Regions from separate parts of the Homo sapiens genome. Here region 1 is linked to region 2. The links are chromatin contacts, found by Hi-C in ENCODE. All regions are on one chromosome and are shown on one strand. Each heading gives the region's core, a stretch centred on a gene start or an enhancer-like site at or near the end of the contact. The rest is flanking DNA. Distances are from core to core; before and after follow the strand shown. Region 1 overlaps EDEM1 (ER degradation enhancing alpha-mannosidase like protein 1). Region 2 holds the start of IL5RA (interleukin 5 receptor subunit alpha).

Region 1 (5,332 bases), core at 278-2,777, 2.1 Mb after region 2:
GGATACACTTGCAGTAAGTGTTCACCTTTTTTTAAAAAAATGAATTAAGATGTTTTAGAGTTGATTATCCCTAGTTCCCTCCAGCAGTGGGAATTCCAGGGAGCCTGATAAGTCAAAATGTATCATTAGCTTTGATAACTGTTATTTATTTTAATGACCTTAATGGGGAGAACAAGAAAAGTGTTGAAGGTTAAATGAGGGGAAATGTGATTCCATTAAAAAAAGGAGAAGGAATGTACGATTGATTTTAGGGAACCTATTTTTTTTTAACCAGTTTCTATCTTATTCCCTAAAAGAACCCATAATGAAGCTCATTAATATTGATAATTATAGTCGTTGCTATTCCAGGAGTAAAAGAGAGAAGATCTAAGGGTTGGCAGGTACCCTGAAATGTCATCTAGCCACTGGCTCCCCCAGGAGCAAGTTGGAGCCCTAGCGCCCATCCTTATGTGGGGCTCCCTAGAAACCCTTCTCTTTTATTTGCCACTTCCTGTTTTGTGGACACTCCATGCCTGAGCTGCCAACGTGGGTGCTGGCATTACTGCCTCATCCTGTGGTTTTGCTCATTGACTCTGGAGAACTAGAGGCCTTTGAGCAGATATGCAGAAGCACCTTGAAGGCAGTGTGGCACTCAGTACATGGTGCCATGTCTGTGTGCTTCATCTGCTTCACCTTTTGCCATTAAAGCAGTTTCCAGGGGACTGTATTCCAGCATAGTGTTGTTTTAAAATCTTCTTAGTTAAGGTGATTTTTACAACCTCTTTGCTTTCCTTCATTGTCCAGCAAGTCTTTACCATGAGAAATATCTTATTGCAGTCTAGCCCAAATGTTGTACTTTTATTTATTCTTGTTTCTTTTAACATGCCATAGAAGAGTTTAAAGCTGTCTGTTAGGAGATAGAATTGGGGCCGGGCGCAGTGGCTCACGCCTGTAATCCCAGCACTTAGGGCGGTTGAGGTGGGAGGATCAGCTGAGGTCAGGAGTTTGAGACCAGCCTGACCAACATGGTGAAACCCCTTCTCTACTAAAAGTACAAAAATTAGCTGGGCATGGTGGCGGGCGCCTGTGGTCCCAGCTCTTCAAGAGGCTGAGGCAGGAGAAATGCTTGAACCCAGGAGTCAGAGGTTGCAGTCAGCTGAGATTGCGCCACTGCACTGTAGCCTGGGCAACAGAGTGAGACTCCATCTCTGGAGACACACACACACACACACACACAAGAATTGGGTAATGTGCTAGCCAAGTTTGCATTATGATTGTCTAGTATCTTGCTAGTAGTAGAATTACCAGAACTTGGAAAGAGCTTGAGAGATCATTCTACGTCCTCATTTTATAAATAAGTAGTAGAAATAGGACTAGGCCCTTGGTCTAATAGGAAATCTGGGGTACTGATTTAGTATAATTTAAATTACAAAGCAACTTAGTTTCCCAATATCTCCTTCTGAAGTTATTGCTGCTCTGTTTCAGTCATTTACCATCACTGATCAAAATGTGCCCAGACAAGTATGTTCGACCTTAGAGCTAATTTGTTGATGATACCAGAGGCTGACTCAGCCTACAAGTGTTGCTTAAAGGAAACGTCCTAAGACTCAATGTATAGCTCATGAAAGCCTACTCCTTGTCCCTGAGAGCTTTGTCATCGTCGTCGTCTTTTCTTTTCTTTTCTTTTCTTTTTTTTTTTTTTGAGAGAGTCTCGCTCTGCCGCCAGGCTGGAGTGCTGTGGCGTGATCTTGGCTCACTTCAACCTTCAGCTCCTGGGTTCGAGTGATTCGCCTGCCTCAGCCTCCCGAGTAGCTGGCTTTTTTTTTTTTTTTTTTCCCCATTTTGTTTTTTTATCCCTCCATCTTGCCTGCTATTCTGTTGTTCACCATACTCTCCCCCACACTTAATGGTGTCTGGTGCACAGTAGCAGTGCAAATGTTTGTTCAAAAAATGAATTCTGACTAATGAAGCATTTCCCAACACAGATTCCAAAGATACTTACTCCCTGAAAGAAGAGTTCTGTTTCTAAATGAACTTGAGAAATTCCGTATGTCTGGTCCCACTATTAGAGAGCCACAGTGCCCATCAGCATTTTAAAGACTCTGAGAAGTCCTACAGTCAAACAAACAAACCCATTTAGCTCCTCTGTCCCATTCAGCCATTTTCAAACATTAGTGTGATTTCAGAACATAGTCACTCAGGATTCTATAGCTATCTGACCATAATGATAAACTACAATAAGTAAGAGCTGTTGACTTCCTTCACCTTCCTCACTTGATTTGAGCTCCTGTCAGCACCTGCAGCTTCACCAGATATTGTTGCTGGTAAACATCTGTAAGGAAACAGACTCATCTCTGTGGTTTTCATTGTAGAATATCCGGCCTTTAGTGCTTCAGGCTTATTTTTCAGGTGTTACTTCTGTTGAAGTTTTCCTTTTCTTTTGCTAACATTTAAACAGGCTTTAACAGATGTGCTAGGGAAACACTGTGAAGATAGCAGTCCCCTGACCATTGGATGCAACTTGCAGCATTATTGCATCATCTTCTAAAAAGAAAGAACTGAAAGCTAGAAATGTCTGTACTTACTCTGTAGGTTACAGCAAAATAACGATGAGGTGGAAAAAATGTAGTTAGGCACAGCTTGGTTTTATACATTGTAGGGAGACATGAGACATCAATCAGTATGTGTAAGATGTACATTGGTTCAGTCCAGAAAAGTGAGACAACTTGAAGTGCTGGGGGTGGGGTGAGGGGGCACTTCCAAGTCACAGGCAGATAAAAGACAAATGGTTACATTTTTTTTGTCTTTTTTTTTTGAGACAGAGTCTTGCTGTGTTGCCCAGGCTGGAGTGCAGTGGTGAGATCTCGGCTCACTGCACCCTCCACCTTCCCAGGGGTTCAAGCAGTTCTTGTGCCTCAGCCTCCCGAGTAGCTGGGATTACAGGCATGCGCCACCACGCCTGGCTAATTTTTTGTATTTTTAGTAGAGACAAGGTTTTGCCATGTTGGCCAGGCTGGTTTTGAACTCTTGGCCTGAAGTGATCCGCTCGCTTTGGCCTCCCTAAGTATGGGCTTACAGACCTGAGCCACCGTGTCCAGCCGGTTGACTCTCTGATTAGCCTTTCACGGAATATACAGTTTACCTGTGACAAAGGTAGAGGAATAGTCACTTATGCCTTTGTCTGGCTTAGTGAATCTGCAGTTTTACATAAACAGTAGGGCAGAGGAAGCAATCAGATATGCATTTTTCTTAGGTGAGCAGAGGGATGACTGAGTTCTGTCCTTTGTTTGTACCTGTGAAGATAAACTGTCAATTTACATTGCCTGGGTGAAATTCAGCAGAATTGTTTTGAGGGGAAGATCTTGAGGCCCACAAGGAATTTCCTTGTAGGTAAATTGTAAGGGACGTATATAGCTTTTTTTTTTTTTTTTTTTTTTGAATCTTTGTAGCTATCTTATTTAGGAATAAAATGGGAGGCAGGTTTGCCTGATGCAGTTCCTAGCTTGACTTTTCCCTTTGGCTTAGTGATTTTGGGGTCCCAGAAATTTATTTTTCTATCACAGTATGTCCTTATGATGTCATTATAGTCTCAGGGTTGTCATAAAATTTAGAGTGGAATGAAATAATTTTGATTCAGGTTAATCTATAAAGTTTGATGCCCAACTGTGCTTCACATAGGAGAGAGTGGCTTAGTGTGACGTCGTATCTACATACCCAAAATAGGAATCATAATTCTAGATCACTTTTTAAAAAGGACATAGAGCTGATTATTCATATGTTTTGTTTCTTTTAAATCAGTCACTGGTTTTATCCTGTGCTCCAAAAGATATTACCACTATTTCTCAAAGTGTTTAGGCATCTGGATAACAATCAACAAGTTCATTCAGTTTTCCACATGTTTTGGTCTCCTGGGAGCCAAGCACCCAAGCTGCTGATTTATTTGAGGAGCAGAGAGAAAGACATATTTTTGTTTCTTCAGTTTTCTGATTTATTTGTATACCTGCCAGAAGTTTTAGAAACCACAATGCCTGGCATGTTAAATAAGATCATAGTGAAGTTTGCTGGAGAGTGGAGTTGGGAAGATGAGGAGTGCCAATGATTTTACAAGGAATTATTTTCACAGTTTTGTCCTTTGGAGACAGGACTCTTGAGTTGGAGGAAATGGGCCAGCCATGTGCTGGGAATATATGCTAAGAAATAACTGCTTTTCTGTCTCTTGTGTTTCTACTCCTATGGTAGCAAAACCACATACAGACATTTAGGTGACGTGACTGGGCTGCTGTGATGATACAGCCTCAGTTTCATTTCAAGTTGCTGTAATGACCTGTGTTCCTCTTTTTAAAGATAATGGGAAATTCATCCGAGTTCCAGAAAGCCGTCAAGTTAGTGATCAACACAGTTTCATTTGACAAAGATTCCACCGTCCAAGTCTTTGAGGCCACGATAAGGTAAAATAATGAATATTCATAAAATGAATTGGAGACTTCTTTTTATGTGTTTAAAGAAAAAAATACCTTTGAGGGTCTTTTTGCCACATGATCCAGGCAGGGAGTCCATATGGGCTTTATGGGTGCAGTGTGCATTTTTCATGTTCATATCTGTCAAAACTGGAACAATTATTTCAAAGTAATCACATTCCGGACTGAAGGGAAAGACACGTTTGTATTTTGTTTTGTTTTTATAGATTAAACTCTTTTTTTTTTTTTTTTTGAAATGGAGTCTCTGCCACCTAGGCTGGAGGGCAGTGGTGCAATCTTGGCTCACTGCAATCTCCACCTCCCAGGTTCAAGGCATTCTCATATCTCAGCCTCCAGAGTAGCTGGGATTACAGGCACTCACCACCACACCTAAGTTTTGTATTTTCAGTAGAGATGAGATTTCACCATGTTGGCCAGGCTGGTCTCGAACTCCTGACCTCAAGTGATCCGCCTGCCTTGGCCTCCCAAAGTGCTGGGATAACAGGCATGAGCCACCATGCCTGGGTACATTTATGTTTTAACGGGGGTGTAAAATAGGTGTCTGTCTAGTACAGAATTTCATGGTTTCCCTTTATAGTCTGATTTCATTTTCTTCTTTCACCGTGTCCTAGGACAACCCCTACATATTTCTGAAGGAAATGAGAGTTTCCCATCTTACCACCCACAGAAAATCACTGCTTACCATTTTAGTATATTTCTTTGTTAGGTATATCTCTCACTTCTATTTCTCTCTCTGTCTCTCTCTTTTTCTCTATTTGTTTAGTGGATTGGGATCATGCTGTATACCTAGTATATTGTATATTGCTTTTTTTGATACATTGTGGTTATTTTCCTGTTTACATCTTTTGAAAATTGTATCAACTGCATAACATTCC
Region 2 (5,579 bases), core at 1,536-4,035:
AAATAAGATGCAAACTAAGCAGAATGAAGCAACTATAGGTTGTTTATCTATCACCAGGAAGACATGCTCAATCTTTAAGAGAAATCATGATCTCATGATCTACTTGCTCATATAACATTTCATTGAGTCAATCTAAAATTCCTCAAGTGCTCTCTAAAAATCTAGTTTCTGATAGGTGTTACATTTTTTGAAATTTTGGAGAAAACAACCACAGTCTCCTTCCCTATAGGTGTTTCTAGGAAGTTTGGTAAAATTTTGACAATTAGCAGTGGATTTCCCCAGCGTTCTTGAGAACTGGTCAAATTCTACTGAAGTTCAGACTTACAAATATTTTCCCCTCTTTTTTTTCCCAACTTATTTTTCTGCCTGGGGCGTTCGTTTTATAACCAAAGTTATACTGGCACCCCTGTTTTTAAAACCTTTTTGAGTCAACTGTGGTAACACCTAATTCCAGACTCAACCTTAGTGGCAGAAATTGTAAAGCAACTGAGAGGATTCATGCTCTGGTAGGCTTTTAAATATGAAGAGTTTACTTTCTCTTTTATCCTGTACAGTATAATCAGCAATAAAAGTTATCTCTTGGGGGATGAAGAATAAACCAAGGTATAAACTGCAAAAGACATGTTTACCTAGGTATATTGCATTACCCCCCAATGAAAAACTGCACATTCCTAAATATATAAATGAATAATAAGGACCACTTATCATGCATGCAATTTTTTTTTACTACTACTGTACTTTTGATTAAATTTCTGAAATAGTCCTAAAATAGAACTCATGAGTTCAGGTTGTGGCTGTAAACATAAAACTCTCTGTCAGTCCAAGTGGAAATGGTGTTGCCACCTTGAGTATTTGGAAAAATAGAAGAAAGAGTTTGCTACAAATATCCCAGTAGCAAAATATTTCCTGCCAATTGCACATGGTGCAATTTGTCATCTCACATCCATGCTCCTGGGCGTACCTGTCTACAGACGATCCTCTTGTTCCGACCAGTACTCAACAGAAGATGGCGAGGACCGTGTCTGTCGTGTCTATGCTCGTGGCTGCAACCCCAGCATCTAGCATAGCGTCAGGCACAGGACCAATGCTCAATGTGCCTGGCCCTGTGTGGAATAGAAGCAAATTAGTGCACAGCCCTAATGTGCAATGTGCGGTGAAACCTAACAGAGGAATGAGTTAGGTCAGGAGAGCAGCAGGCTGGGGAGTGTGTAACAAGCCTGGCCCACTTTTGGTATTTTGCCTAAAAATTTCCCATGCGGTGTTTCAAATAATATAAACAAATGAGGTGATTTAACTTCTAAAACTTTATTTTGCTTTGAAATGCAAACTTTTAACAAATAGCTACATAAATTCCTTTTTCGATAACCATGAAAGAGGACATATTCACTTAAAATAGAAATCATGCCAGGTAATAAAATGTTCAGTATGGTAATTCATTAAAGCAAGTACTAAGTACATTATTCACATGGCTATAAAAGCACCATCACTTTTCATGTGTTTATTAATTTTAGGCTCAAGGGTATTAAAATATTCTCGCTCTGTCTCTCCTTTTTCCCCCTTTTTTTTGGTTCCATTTCATCCTTTTTTCTGTCTACATGGAAATATGCTTACCTTGCTTTAGGTAAATACATTAGTGAACACAAAACCAAGTGACATATTTCAGCAAATTTGGGTACATTTTATATACAATGAAACAATCTTGGAAATCCAAGAACCCCTACCAGAAAGAAAAAGCAGAACGCCTCCTTCAGTTAGATAAAGTGCCTCTCTCTACTTTTTGTTGTTGTTTCTTTATTTGTAGATTTCTTGCTTAACTCTGAAACTTCCTGAGATATTTTATTAAACCCTATACCCTATTTTGGAAGCTCATTTATTTTCTAAGAAATCTTGGCAGAATATATGTTCTCATTTTAATTGCATAATTATCTGGAGCGGTGGAAAACAGATGTCTTATATTGATGTAAGCACTAACAAAACCATAGGTGTTGTTTTCATATGACTCACCTTGCCACGGATTTGCACATCTCACTTACTGAGCCAAAACACAAGAATAGAAGGTTATACCCAGAATCAACATGACCTGCCTAATGATGCAAGTTTAATGGGACCATTATTAGTTCTGTCCCTGCTAATAATAATAGAATTATAAGGAGTTTTGTTTCCCCTTTTTGTTGTTTACAAGTTTGTCATATATTTAGAAGTCATTGTTTCTTGCTTTTCCTAACCCTCCTCCCCACCCTGGGTGTAGTGAAATTATTAGGAGGTGGAGCACAGGGTATTGTTACAGCCCATGTCATAGAAAAAAGATATTTATTTGCTTACTCTGTGGTGAGTGAAGCATTTGATTCCCACTTACTGAGAAATGCGGTGGCCATGCGATGAGAAGCAGCGGCAGGGCATTGAGAACGAACCTTATCTCTGGGTGCACTTTTTAACTTAGAGGCGGTTCTTCACTCTTTCATCATCACGGCTGTAATGGTTAAAAACTCTCAGGCAGCTTCCTTCATGATGGGATGGCAACACGTTTTCTCTAAGCAAATATGGAGGAGGATTTGTACAGAGCAACTGTGCAGGAGCTGAACTGGAACTCCCAACAACCAAACTGCTGTCAAACGAAAGAATCTCTCGTCCAGATAGCCATTATCTGATAACTGTCTTGTCTGCATTTTCACTCTCTTTCAGAGTTGGTTTGCTCTCTTCAGGAGTGGGAATTAACTTTTACTCATGGTGACAAGGTAAACAAGTTTTCCGTGGGTACTCTAAAGCGTTGCATTTCTGTTTTGTTTATGTGCCTTGTTTGGCTACAGTAGTTACTGTGCCTCTGTCTCCTAGGCAACACTGACACATGATTTGATAGGAAGTAAGGCCTGAGGAGTACCCTCTCCCCACTCACTAGGCAATAGCAGCAATTCTCTGCCCTTAGAGAACCGCCTTAGCTCTTCTCTGCTTTGTGAGCAGGTCTGGTACCCTCAAGTAAATATGTGTGGGGGATGCGTTTCTGGGTGTGATAAATTGCTGCTGTCTGTCACCTGAGATCATCCTACACAAATTGTAACAATGGCAGTGTTGGTCTGTGGGTGCACCCAAGACCACCTTCCTCACGTCACATCCATTTTACCACCCAGCTGTCTTCAGAATGCTTCAATTTCAGCAAACCTCCTTGGCTTTTCCTGTCCTTTGTTCCATTTCTGTTTGATTCCTTCTGGGGAATTTCGAGGTGGCTAGCTAGCAAAGCTGGCTTTAAAAAAGTAGCTTAGCGTGTGAATAGATAAGAGTAGTGCTTATTGTATGACCCACGGCAGAGAGTAGTAAGTAGTTGCCTTTGGAAGGAGACCTTCAGTCTAGCCTAAGCGATGAGTGATGCAGGATTCCCTGTCTCCTTAGGAGCTGACTGGGAGAGTCTCAGACAGAGCAGATGCAGAAAGATGGTGGCCCAGGTTGGATCAGTGGTTCTGTTTGTGAGATGAGAGACAGGCTTCCTGGAGGCAATTTCCAAAAGGCTCAGTGTAGAAGCTGTGCAAGTACAGTCAGCGTGTGTGCCTGGGGTTCCCAAGGTGACCATTTTAGCAGTTGCCAAAATGAAACCGGAGCAATTGTTATCAGGTTGAAAATTGTTGTCAGACCTGAAAAATGTGATTTTCCTCGGGGAAAGGGGAAGTAAAACAAGGAACAGAGAGAGATCCATTTATTTGCTAAGAGGCACCCAGAAAAGTTTAGATATAGTATCAACTATCTGGCCTACTCTTTTAAGTCCTGCCCATCTGTTTATACATGTAACATATTTGTCACTAATGAAACCTTAAAAATACTTATTAATCATTGGGAAGACAGTAATTTCTGGCTTAAAAGCCTGCTTTAATGGCCTCTCTCCGTATATATATATGTATATTTTTTGAGATGAAGTCTCACTCTGTCGCCCAGGCTGGAGTGCAGTGGCGCAATCTCTGCTCACTGCAACCTCTGCCTCCCAGGTTCAAGCGATTCTCTTGCCTCAGCCTCCCGAGTAGTTGGGATTACAGGCACCCGCCACCACGCCTGGCTAATTTTTTGTATTTTTGGTAGAGATGGGGTTTCACCATGTTGGCCAGGCTTGTCTCAAATTCCTGACCTCAAGTGATGCACCCGCCTTGGCCTCTTAAAGTTCTGGGATTACAGGTGTGAGCCACCACACTCAGCCAATGGTCTGTATATTTCTTACATTCATTTACTCAAATATTCATTGAATGCACCTATGCACTATGCTAGGCGCGGTGAAGGGTATAAAGAAAATTAGATCTGGCTGCTCCTTCCATACCACCTTCCTGGGTATATGATCTTTAATTAACTACGCCAATAAAAACAAACAAACAAACAAAGCAAACACATGCTCATACAGAAACACTGTCTCTATGTTTCTGTATAAGCACAAACGAAAAAATGAGAGGCAGGGACTTTTTTTTTTTCTGGCGGGGGGTTGCGGGGGGGTTGTTTGTTTGTTTTGAGATGGAATTTCAGTCTTGTTGCCTAGGCTGGAGTGCAATGGCGCGATCTCAGCTCACCACAACCTCCACCTCCCGGGTTCAACCGATTCTCCTGCCTCAGCCTCCTGAGTAGCTGGGATTACAGGCCCCCGCCACCACACCCAGCTAATTTTTTTGTATTTTTAGTAGAGATGGGGTTTCACCACGCTGGTCAGTCTGGTCTTGAACTCCTGACAGGTGATCCACCCACCTCGGCCTCCCAAAGTGCTGGGATTACAGACGTGAGCCACTGAGCGAGGCCTGTTTGGTTTTTTATGGCAATAATTTAATTCTTTATAATAAAGTGTAAACGTCCAAAGACAGTATGATAGAACATGCTGGAAGAATTCACAAAAGTCGTTTTTTTAAAAAGTGAAATTAAATGTGTCTGCATCCTTTAAGCAAAACAATGTGAGTTTAGCCAAATAGAAATATGAATAGTAATAAAACGAAAATCATGGTTCAGTGGCTCTACCATGAACTTTGGTTAAAGGAGCTTATTAAAGGTATCAACTTCTAGAACTTGATTCCATGGAAATAATGGAAAAATGTAGATCAAGATTTATACAAAAGAGAGCAAAATTCATTGTACCTTTACAATAGTAAAATAGTAAAAGTACTATAGGAATGGTGAAGAGAAATATGTAACTGCTCAAGGTTGAAATATGTGATGTGGATGTCAAAAGGAATGTTTATCAATAACTTTTTTTTTTCTTTTGAGACAGGGTGGTGCCCTGTCACCCAGGCTGGAGTGCAGTGGCAGGATCTCGGCTCACTGCAGTCTCTGCCTCCTGGGTTCAAGTGATTCTCGTGCCTTAGCCCCCGGAGTAGCTGGGATTGCAGGCATGTGCCACCATGCCAGATAATTTTTGTATTTTTAGTAGGGAGAGGGTTTCACCATGTTGGCCAGGGTGGTCTCAAACTCCTGGCTTGTGATCCTCCCACCTTGGCCTCCCAAAGTGCTGGGATTACAGGTATGAGCCAATCAAGAACTTTTAATAACATAGGGTATTATGAAAAAATGTTAAGTAAAAACAACAGGAGGGTATACACACATGTAATTTTTTTTTACAGTCTTAT

Evidence for each region. Hi-C counts contacts between places; a loop is a spot of excess contacts on that map.
Region 1: a map with no recorded cell type shows a loop between it and region 2 (2.8-fold over the local background). The contact joins the enhancer-like site here to the promoter of IL5RA in region 2. A Hi-C loop is called at or near these places in 2 of 37 single-sample maps with no recorded cell type.

The regions. Positions count from the first base shown.
Region 1 is chr3:5,195,269-5,200,600 of GRCh38, forward strand. It overlaps EDEM1 (ER degradation enhancing alpha-mannosidase like protein 1), which reads left to right. Exons shown (of 12, transcript NM_014674.3): 2 at 1-13; 3 at 4,324-4,427. Among named protein-coding and RNA genes, the nearest start is that of EDEM1, 10 kb to the left of the region's middle. RefSeq lists an enhancer at 2,384-2,563. Within about 2 kb of position 1,528, at least 15 of the 41 ENCODE cell types and tissues checked have a DNase peak (open chromatin) inside an H3K27ac peak, as active enhancers do.
Region 2 is chr3:3,107,589-3,113,167 of GRCh38, forward strand. It overlaps IL5RA (interleukin 5 receptor subunit alpha), which reads right to left and starts at 2,786. Exons shown (of 12, transcript NM_175726.4): 1 at 2,357-2,786; 2 at 962-1,103. RefSeq lists a silencer at 1,952-2,071 and an enhancer at 2,152-2,231.